Linked DNA regions of Homo sapiens: region 1 is linked to region 2. A link is a contact called in ENCODE Hi-C or POLR2A ChIA-PET data. All regions are on one chromosome and are shown on one strand. The core of a region is the stretch at or near the end of the contact, and the rest is flanking DNA. Distances in the headings are between cores, read along the strand shown. Region 1 overlaps SUCLG2-DT (SUCLG2 divergent transcript). Region 2 has its middle 19 kb from the start of KBTBD8.

What was found. A loop is a pair of places that touch in the nucleus more often than their neighbours do. ChIA-PET counts read pairs that join two places held with the same protein, here RNA polymerase II (POLR2A). Pooled maps may share reads with other maps.
Region 1: a pooled map shows a loop between it and region 2 (3-fold over the local background). The contact joins two enhancer-like sites. A Hi-C loop is called at or near these places in 1 of 37 single-sample maps with no recorded cell type and 1 of 50 pooled maps. POLR2A ChIA-PET finds 5 or more read pairs at or near these places in 1 of 52 experiments (OCI-LY7).

What each region holds. Positions count from the first base shown.
Region 1 is chr3:67,683,479-67,688,457 of GRCh38, forward strand. All of the region lies in intron 3 of SUCLG2-DT (SUCLG2 divergent transcript), which reads left to right. Among named protein-coding and RNA genes, the nearest start is that of SUCLG2-DT, 31 kb to the left of the region's middle. Within about 2 kb of position 2,178, at least 5 of the 41 ENCODE cell types and tissues checked have a DNase peak (open chromatin) inside an H3K27ac peak, as active enhancers do; they include OCI-LY7, where a contact is called at or near this core.
Region 2 is chr3:67,014,557-67,020,122 of GRCh38, forward strand. No RefSeq gene overlaps it. Among named protein-coding and RNA genes, the nearest start is that of KBTBD8, 19 kb to the left of the region's middle. RefSeq lists an enhancer at 3,838-3,887. Within about 2 kb of position 2,220, at least 2 of the 41 ENCODE cell types and tissues checked have a DNase peak (open chromatin) inside an H3K27ac peak, as active enhancers do; they include OCI-LY7, where a contact is called at or near this core.

The DNA.
Region 1 (4,979 bases), core at 928-3,427, 670 kb after region 2:
TCCTGGAAATATCTGGTTGTGTATCACTTCTGTCTCCATCTCTGCAGCAATTGGTCTCAGCTTCTTAGCCCAATCTTCATGGCAGAAGAGCTGTAAATGGGGAAAGCAACTTCCTCCCAAGAAGCAAAATGCAGTTTGATATTTCAAACTGTCATTTCCTTCATATATGTTGATTGCTTGAGTGAAAAACTCAAAACATTGAGCCATAGCTTGAGTTCATCACATGGGAAATAAAACTTAGTTTCTGTCAAAGTCTCACTCACTTTCAAGGCCAGAGGAGTTTTCAAAGAGGATGCTGCAATAAGCCTCACAAGAACATAGGCTTTCTTGTAAACCACTCAATGGGTAAATGTTAGTTTTGCAGACCCAGAGTAGTCCCTTAGTAAACCCAGCCATTTATAATTTCCCCAGGATTTAAAATCTCAAGCTGTGAGAATTCTCAGTTTTCACTTGTGACAGGACAGAATGGAAAGATTCCCTCTATGACTACTGGTTCTATATATTTCATGCCACTCTGGGCTCCAGTTTACATTCTAATTTAACAATTCAGTGTGCAAAATTTCCTTCTTTTAATACCCTACCTATCACTAGGTTGTAGCTTCAAATAGGCCATCATTATCAAAGCTTCTTGGTGAATCCCTTTGAAAATATTGTTAAGCAGTCGCCATTCTATTTTATAAAATGTCAAATGATTGTCCATGGATGCTTACTCTGCCCTTGCAATGACTAATCTGTATAATCTGTAGTCCTATCAATGAGCTGTTTTTCTCCTCCCGGGCCCTGTTGTTGTTCATCCTATTTCCCTCCCTGGCAAATGTGACAGTTGTAGCTGTTGTTATTTTTCTCAAATGAGTTTAAATTGTGAATTACATCAGTTCGTCACAGCCAAAGCAAACCTCTTTTTAATTGCAGATCTCAAATGTCCCCCCTCTAAATTAAAATAAAATGCACAAAATGCTGCCAACTGTTTTTCCGACTCTTCCAAAATGGAGTATATCCAAAATGCTACTGATGGATTGAGCCACATTAAGACATATAAACATTTAAAATCACTTACAACTTTTTTGCTGTTAGGGGAAAATGTTCACATTTTAGTTGTGGGGGTTGCCTGTGAGGATGAATGTGAGTCTGTTGATTGCCATTTGTGTCCCTTTGAAGTAAAAAAGAGTTTTGCCAATTTTCAATAATTCACCATGGAGATTTCTGTGGGTTTGTAGTCAGATATAAGTGGCTGCATTGCCTTTGAGAAAGGACATTGAGGATGTCCATTTTAATAGCTGTGTAACCTTGGGCTTGTCCTTTAACTTCTGTGAACTTCATCATCATCATTCATAGACTTTGAATGGCGATATATGCCTTGCAGAATTTGGGGAATAATTATAAATAATGAATGTAAAGTACTTGACTTGAATAGGTGCTCAACAATGAAGCTGTTATCAAGATCCACAGAGTGACAGCATCCAAATGTCACACGATAAGCAGACCCCTGAGCCTTTTGGGTTTCATGAACCAAAATAATTTCAAATATTTTTGTTTTTAAATTAAATTTAGTTTTTAATATTTGTATGGATTCAGAGGGTACCCGAGCAGTTTTGTTATGTGGGTATATTTGTTCAGTGGCAAAGTCTGGGCTCTTAGTGTACCCATCACCCAAGCAGTGAACATTGTACCCAATTTCAATTTTTTTTTAATGGAACTGATATAAAGTTGACAAAATTTACTTTTATTTTCTTAAGTGAAGGCAACAAAGAAGCAAAGCCAACTAAATTCTCATCATTCTTGCAAAAGAAAGAAATTTAGCAACAACAACAAAAAGGGAAGGACAAAATCTGAGAAAATAATATAACCCTTTAAATTAAATAAATGTAGATTCATGACAAAAGTTTTAAATTTTTCATTTCAGCATGAACGAAAAAAAATCATCCATATTGTTGAGCTGCTGAATACCCAGGAAAGGCTGGAACCCATTTCTTTGTTCATGTGTTTGTCCAAATCCTGTGTTTCTCTCCATTGACTCTTGTTTTCTGAATGACCAACATATTAGAGCCATATCTTATAAGGGAAATGGGATGATGGTGAGCTTCTTTTTCCCATGGAGGCTAAGTTTAAATTATTTTCTTTCAGACGCACCCTGCCAGGCTCTGTTGCTTTCTGATCTATTTTCAGTGGCTCTTCATCTGACCTGAAAACATGCATGGGTGCTTGTTCACTGATGTTCCCATCTGTACAGATCTGCTCATAGTCTCAGATTTAACAAGCCTTATTTTATCACTTTCATTTTCACTTCCTATTTGCAGAATATCACAAGTGAACTCCCTGAAGATTCTATAATCTTTGGTTTTGTTTACTATTTCTTTAGAAATGATGGTGGCCCCAGATATTTGTTTCTCCTCTATGGCTTGAAATGATCCATTTCTTAATTTTTAAGGATGTAAATCCTTCAAAGTTGGACATTTGGTTCAACATATGTATCAAGAGCCAAAGAATGCATTCTGTAACCATATGTGATTGTGTTCCATAAGAAAGGAAGACTGAGGAAGAATGTCATATTGTTATAGAATTAGAATTTGGAATTTAAAGTTAGACTTATAAACAATAGACCAAGACCTTCCGCTTTAGACTGGAAAATTGTCTAAGGAGGAAAAAGACCTGCCAACAGTCACGTAGATATTAGACCAGGGATAGATGATGACGTGATTTGGCTGTGTCCCTACCCAAACTCATCTTGATTTGTAGTACCCATAATCCCCGTATGTCATAGGAGGGGCCAGATGGAGATAATTGCATCATGGGGGCTGTTTTCCCCATCCTGTTCTTGTGATAGTGAGTTAGTTAGCGAGTTAGTTCTCACGAGATCTGATGGTTTTATAAGGGGCTTTTCCCCTTTTGCTTGGCACTTCTTCTTGCTGCTGCCACGTGAAGAAGGACGTGTTTGCTTCCCCTTGATTGTAACATATAGTAAGTTTCCTGAGGCTTCCCCAATCATGCTGAACTGTGAGCCAATTAAACCTCTTTCCTTTATAAATTACCCAGTCTGGGCTATGTCTTTATTACTATGCAGCATGAGAATAGACTAATACAGATGACTATAGAACTATATTGTGAAGGATATTATATTACTGATTGAGCTGTTACAGAATGTTTCCTATTCTATCATTACTTAACTAGTAATGTGCTTAGGGTTTTGGGTTATGACTTATCTATGATGTATGTGTGACTGTCATGAAATTTAAAGACATGAAATGCTTGTAAACTGAAATAATAATTATAGGACACAGTCAAGAAGAGAAATAGCCACAGAGGCATAAATATTCCATTTGTACCCTGAACCCAATTTCTGGTTAGATTTTAAGCATATTCACTCCATGGGGAGATAGTACCCAGAAATGGCTGCTTCAGTGCCAAAAATACTAGAGTTTGAACCCTGGCTCAAAAAATTATTTTTTGTATGAACTTCAACGATTGCTTAACCTCTTTAAGTTTTAGTTTCTAATTTCTAAAATAGCAATGCCAACCTCAGAATTTTTTTTTACAGAAGCTAGTATTGTGATAATAAACAAGTAGAATGTATTCATTCATTGAAGTAAGATTATATCTTGAAGGTTACTGCTCTGAATAATGTTTTCATTAACAAGATATTAACAGAGCTTTTGAAGGTCAAAGTTAGGTGATCATATATGACAAAATTACAGGGAAAATTACGTTAAAATTTGAACAAAATGAAATATGTGGTGAAGCCGTATAGCATGGTTCATGGCATCATGTATAATGATATATGGTAATAATGGTATATGACAGGGATCAGGAATCTACAACCTAAGGGCCCACTACCAGTTTGTGTAAATAAAGTTTTATTGGAACACTGCTATGCCCATTTATTTACATATTGTCTATAAATATGCTGCTTTTGTGCTACAACACTAGAGTTGAATAGTTGTGACAGAGATTATATGGCCCACAAAGTCTAAAGTACTTACAATCTGGACTTTTGCAGAAAATGTTTGACAATTTCTGGTATATAATGATGCTGATACTATGGGTTCTTTTTCTCTCTCACTGAGAAAGCAGCACAGCACCAAGCATCCTTTATATTTCCTTAGCATTGACTGCAGTGCCTTGCTCTGCATTCTGCACATGTTAAGCAATCTACACATTCTATGGTGTGCTTTGCTGTCAATTTCCTATAACTTTAATAAAAATAAATTATTACATAGGATAGTGCTATGGTTTGAATATTTGTCTCCTCCAAAATTCATGTTGAAATTTAATCCCCAATGCGGTATCATTGAGAAGTAAGGACTTTAAGAAGGGATTGGGTCATGAAGGTGTTGCCCTCATGAATGGATTAATGTATTCATGAATTCATAGATTCATGCGTTAATGGATTAATGAATTATTAAGTGAGTGGGAGTGGTGGCTTTATAAGATGAGGAAGAGAGATCTGAGGTAGCACACTCAGCTCCCTCACCATGTGATGCCCTACATTGCCTTGGGACTCTGCAGAGAGTCCCAGCTAGCAAGAAGGCACTCATCAGATGCCGTCCCTTGACTCCAGACTTCTCAGCCTCCATATCTGTAAGAAATAAATTCCTTTCTTTATAAATTACCTAGGTTTAGGTATTCTGTTATAAGCAACAAAACAATGGGTAAGACAGATAGTTAAGGTGGACAAAGTATCTTCCAGCATGGGTGTTGTGAAGAGCTATTTCCATTCCTAAAATCTGGTTCACGAAACACTTATCCTAGCACAGACCTTTTGGGTTTAGTTCAGTGATTCTCAAACTTGAACATACAACAGAATTTCCTGCTGGTCTGGAAAAAACACATAGTTGGGTCCATCCCTAGATATATGATTCAATAGAGGCAGTGTAGGGCCTGAGAATTTGCATTTGTAGCAATTTCCCAGTGATGCTGATGCTGGTGGTTCATGAATCACCTTTGGGGACTTCCACATCTGGACTGCGCAGATTGATAGAATC
Region 2 (5,566 bases), core at 970-3,469:
ACCATTTAAGTGTTCTTACAGTTTACGGCTCTGGTTACTTCTGGTCAAGGTTAGCAGATCTGGACTGTGACTCTGAATTCACCTCTAATCCAGGGTAACATTTGCCCTGCAGCCTAATTTCTCTGATGGATCTAATAAAAGTCATTGATTGTCAGTTTGAATACCTTTTTCTTCCAAGGTTAGGAATGACAACATCCAGGATCTTTACATTTTCAGTGCTAAATGTGGAATCCCCTATAATAAGCTTCTAATACATATTTTTGATTGAATGATTCTTCAGTTATGCATAAATATCTTATGCCATCTTTTATATGTATAATGTTTTTTAACAATTAAAAAATAAGCTAAAAAGTCTCACTTTTAAAAACCTATATACTTAATCATATTTAGGTATCTTTTATTTATAATTTATACGGCCATGGGATTATTTGACATGTAGTTCAGTGAATGTTGACTCTTGAGTACCTAATAATCCATATTTCTTGCACCAAATTAAAATTATATAAGTTAAAAAAATCAATCATTTTAAGACTTTTTTTCCCAGGCTACTAAAACTAAATAGAAAATTACAATGTAATAATTTTAAATTATCCTTATCATGGATAGACAGAACATTTTCTATTGGCTAGTTTTTTAGAAATGAGATTTAATAGATCCTTTTTCTCCTTTCTTTCCTCTTCCATAAGGATATGCACAATTATATGATTTGGTGAATCAAACACTATAATATTAAGTAAAACGTGGAATATATTTTCTAAATATTTTATATTGGTCTGGTCAACATGAATTATAGTGTTTTCCGTGACCGCAGGTAGATTACTTACCTTTTCTAGCTTTACTTTTTCATGCATAAAACAGGTTAATAATCTACCACGTTATCGAGTTTTTTTGAGGATCAAATAAGCATGTGAAACACTTATCACAGTGCCTTATCACAGCACATAATGAACACTTCCTAAATATTAATTTGTTGAAATTATTAACGACTATTCTGCAGTCTTTTAGATATACTTAACCATTGTAGAACAATATTCCTTAATAGCTAATATAAAGTATATATTAAAGTGTAGCCATTTGGACTCTGATTGTGCTCATAAGCCATGCATGAAAACAATTTTTACAGTTTTACAGTCACACAGTTCTCACTTTCATTTCTGGACTGTGCATTTCTAAAGGACTGAAATTAAACCAATGGTATTTAAAATAATTTAAACAAGGCTTGTAACCTCTGTCTGCAAAATAAAAATAATGCTTTTTGGCTTGTCTATTTTTACAAACTGACAAGGGCCTGTCCTTAGAGTTTATCTTGTTCTCTGTTCCCATTCAGAGATAAGGACCTGTCCTAGTCAGTTCAGGCTGCCATAACAAATTGCCATAGGCTGCATGGCTTAAATAACAAACATCTATTTCTCCCAGTCCCGGAGTCTGGAAGTTTAAGATCAAGGTGCTGGCAGATCCTGTGTCTGGTGAGGGCCCTCTTCTCATCGCATCCTCTCATGGTGAAGAGCAGAGAAAGAGAAAGATAAAGCAAGCTCTCTAGTGTCTTTTTATAAAGGTACTAATCCCAGATCCCTCATGACCTAACCACCCGCAACGGCCCTACCTCCTAATACCATCACATTGGGGGTTAGGATTCCAGCACATGAATTTGGCGGAATTGGCAGAAACATTCAGTTCACAGCAGGATTTAACAGAGTTGCGGTCACATAGTTCAGTTCTTGAAACACATGCTTGCAAAATCCTTTAAGGATAAGAAGATAAGGTCAAAACATCTTATCCCAACACTTAGATTACGATGTCAAGTAGCCAAAGTTAAGTCTTGAGGAGCAAATGCCAACAGGAACCCACACAACGCAGGGGAGTATTTCCTTGTAATCAGTGAGAACCTGAGATAGTAAGAAATCCATGGTGCTCTCTGACAACTGTTCTTAAAGCTCAAGAGCTTGGTCAAGGTTAGCGATGGAACTTAGGAGTCTGGCATATCCACAGAGCTGGTTTTAGTTGAATTTGAGTTAATGGATGAGTTAGTGCAAAGATAAATTGTAAAATGAGAAGCGAAAGTAGCTAAGAATAAAATTTAAGAAATTCAGCTGAAGGAACAGAAGAAAGGCAACTGAAAAGTTATCAGAGAAGAAGGGAGAATCACAAAGGAGTAGTAATGCATGAGAAAACTTCAGGAATGAGATCCAAAGAGAAGAAATGAAATGCAGAGAGTAAGAGGCTCCTGGTCTAGCCATGTGAAGATCTGAAATGAGAAAGTGGTTTTAGCCAAGTGCAAGAGATGAAAACCAATTGCTGTGAATTAAGGTGCAGGTGGAGGATGTGAGTGGGTGTCAGTGGGTGAGAGTGCAGGTGCTTCCCCAGGAAGCCTGCAGGTGAGGAGATTCTGAGACGTGGAGGTGCTGGAGAAATAATATTTTTTTAAAAATCAGAACATTTAGGCCTTTTCAATAAAAATGGGAAATGAGAAATATCCTTGCAAAAAGTCAAAATCTTTTCCATTTCTAGACTATTCCCGGTTGAGAGTTCTGCAGTATACCCGTTAACCCCAAAAGTTAAAGAGATTAGGGATATGCAAAAACATGCAAAGAGGCAGGACTGATGAAAGACAAACCCCTAGAAATAGGAGCAGAGTGAAAAAAGAGAAAATCCTGACCCAGAGAGAGGTAGACACACTTTCTATAGCCTCTTACATTTCTGAAAAAGAATGAAAATAGTAAGAGTTTTTGCAACTTCTTGCTACTTTGCCCCAGAGCCAAATATGGTTCCCACCCCTGACCCAAAACATCTGGTTTGTGATAAGGGCTCAATTATCCTGTGCTTTCTAAAGTATGTGGTGGGTGTGGTGATGGCAGGAGTCAACAGGCAGAAGAATGGATGAGCTAATCAGAGCATGCATACGTGAAAGTAAAGAGGACAAGGGTCCTCTCACTTGGTGTTTGTGTAGCTGGAGATGACAGGGAGATGACACCTATCACTCAGGGGCCTGCCCCAGTGAGTGGGGAGTTTCATGGATCTCACCTCAAGTTGTACAAGTATATGTCCTGGGGCAATTTTGATTCACAATTTATAAAATCATGGTAGGATTTTATAATTTTATTTTATAACTTTACCCTATAGCTGCAGGCAGAAAAAAGAGGAGAGTAATTTTGATATGTGTATATAGGCTTTTTTTTCACTTTATATGAATTGTTTATTCATATCTTTTCCTCATTTTTCCTTTTTAAAATTTCATTTAAGTTCCGGGATACACGAGGTTTTTATATTCATATATAAATGTGATACACAGCAAAATACTTGCATCAGTATCTGTGTATCCTTCTTGAAGGTTTCTAAGAAATTGGTTATAATTTTCTTTTTAATCTACATTTTACTATTCCAAAAATTAAAATGCTATCCACACTTTACTGGGCACTGACCTGTGTGAGGTTGATTTCCATGGTAGCATGAAAAAATATATCTATCCTGTTTTGCATGACAAAACATATCTATCATACTTACATATATGATAACAACGACCCATGTGAAAAATAATATCTATGAGACACTGACTAATATCTTATTCTTGCATATCACTTTCTAGTTTTTGAAATGCTTTGGTATCTGTTATCTTTTTGGTTCCTACTACCGGTGCTGCAGCCATCTGTCATTGTCCCCCTTTTACTTTTGAAGAAACAAAGAAACAGAAAAGGAGTTGTTAAACTTAGGGATCAAACTTAGCTGTAAATGAAAGCAGACCTGTTAATTTCCTCCCACTCCCTAGTGAGCAGGGACCCAGGAAGATGGCCCGAATGGTTATATTCAAAGGCAGAACGTGGAGGTGCTGGGACTGCAGACCTTCTTGCTGGTCAAGGAGCCAGTTTGGGATGTAAAGTGAGTGAGTTCACTTTTGGAAGAGCTGAGTTTCAAGTGACAGAGGATCACTATGTATAGATTACTGTGCCGAGAAACAGCCAGGATGGGTGTGGAGACAGGAAACTGAATGAAGGTGATAGGTCAGGCGAAGATGTGGAGTTGGCAGTCACCCAAATACCGGTCAGCGCTCAAGGCACTTACAGAGGGAACGAGAAGAGCCCGGGTGAGAGCCAAGCGTCGGAGGGCCCACGTGAGGACTTAAGGAAGGGGAAGAGAGCATTTCAAAGAGCCAAGGACAGAGAGGTCCTGGGAGAAGCAGGAGCATAGCCTTGAGAAAGGAAAGAGGCTGCATGTGAAGGGAAAACTTGGTGTTCAGAATGAAGACGGCTCCTGAAAACTCAGTTCAACCTTTTGTTCATCAAATGTTCACTGTTAAGTGCAGGTTTTAAATTTGGACTCTGAAAAATGGTTTCTTCATATAGAATAGTGATATGAATGATTTCATTCACTGGAACATCTCACCGCCTAACCAGTGACTCAGAGGAACTTTCCTCTGTTAATGAGTGTGGCCTTCCTCTCCGCTCACCCTTCTGCACCTTGACACGGGACACTGCTCCTCTTCTGTGTCTGAGTCTGCTTGGATTTGAAGCTCCCCAAGGGCAAGGACCCTTTATCTCGAGTGTGTACTGAGCGCGGATCATGGTGCTTGACAGACAGGGGTCCCTCAACCAATTCAAGGAACAATGGCATGAATATCCCGCTTCTGCTTTCCGGCGGTTTAGTTTTCCTCTCTGGGACTCTCTGACTCCATATTTCCCGTTGTTTGGAAAGATACATTTGCAGGCTTAGCCGTGATTGGCAAACATTTTTATATGGGGCTTGGCATTTTAACATCTGGAAAAGTTGTGAAATCAATTAGCTGCAGATAAAGATGGACAGATGGAAATATCTGGTGGTTTTCTGCACATCGGCTATGCAAATAATCAGACCATTGCTTATTGTGCTACACTTGGACTCTGTTTTACCAGATTTTAGGAAGAGTATTGTTTTTTGTTTTGGAGCATGAGCACTCAGTCAGGACATAGAAATACCATCTCCTACTGAAAAGGGGACTGGGTGTAAACGTGGAGTATTTATCAGTGTGGAGTTTTCATACACTTTTCCGACAGGCTTATCAAATCTCTCTGGAAAATTTAGGTTTTTGTTTCATTCAAACAATGATGCAGTTGCATTGATTCTATTCTATCATGTATGTATGGTGGAGGAGGGCAAAGAAAGATAAAATTAACAGACTGGAGAAGGGGATGAGAACTAGGCGCTTGAAAGGGAATTGTTAAACTTGCTGGATCAAACTTTGCTTTAGCTTAAATGAAAAGAGACATTTTATCAATTTCCTGTGAGTGGGGACCCAAAAGGATGGCCTGATTGGTTATATTCAAAATAATGAAATTATTTCCCCTCCTACATCTGAGTTACAATATTAAAGCTTTGCAACCTGCTTTGTGCTGCATATATATCCTTTAGATTCCTAGATGGGCTTCCACATGTGATTAAAAATGCTCATTCCCCTCCCTTCCCTCATCTCTGCTAATATATATTGAAGCCACTGTGCCATTGCTTTCTAGCAGCCAGTGCTACTACGGATAAGTTGCAGGTTATTCTGTTTCCCTGACCTTTGTAAATTTCCTCTCTCTTTTTCTTTTTTTCTGGA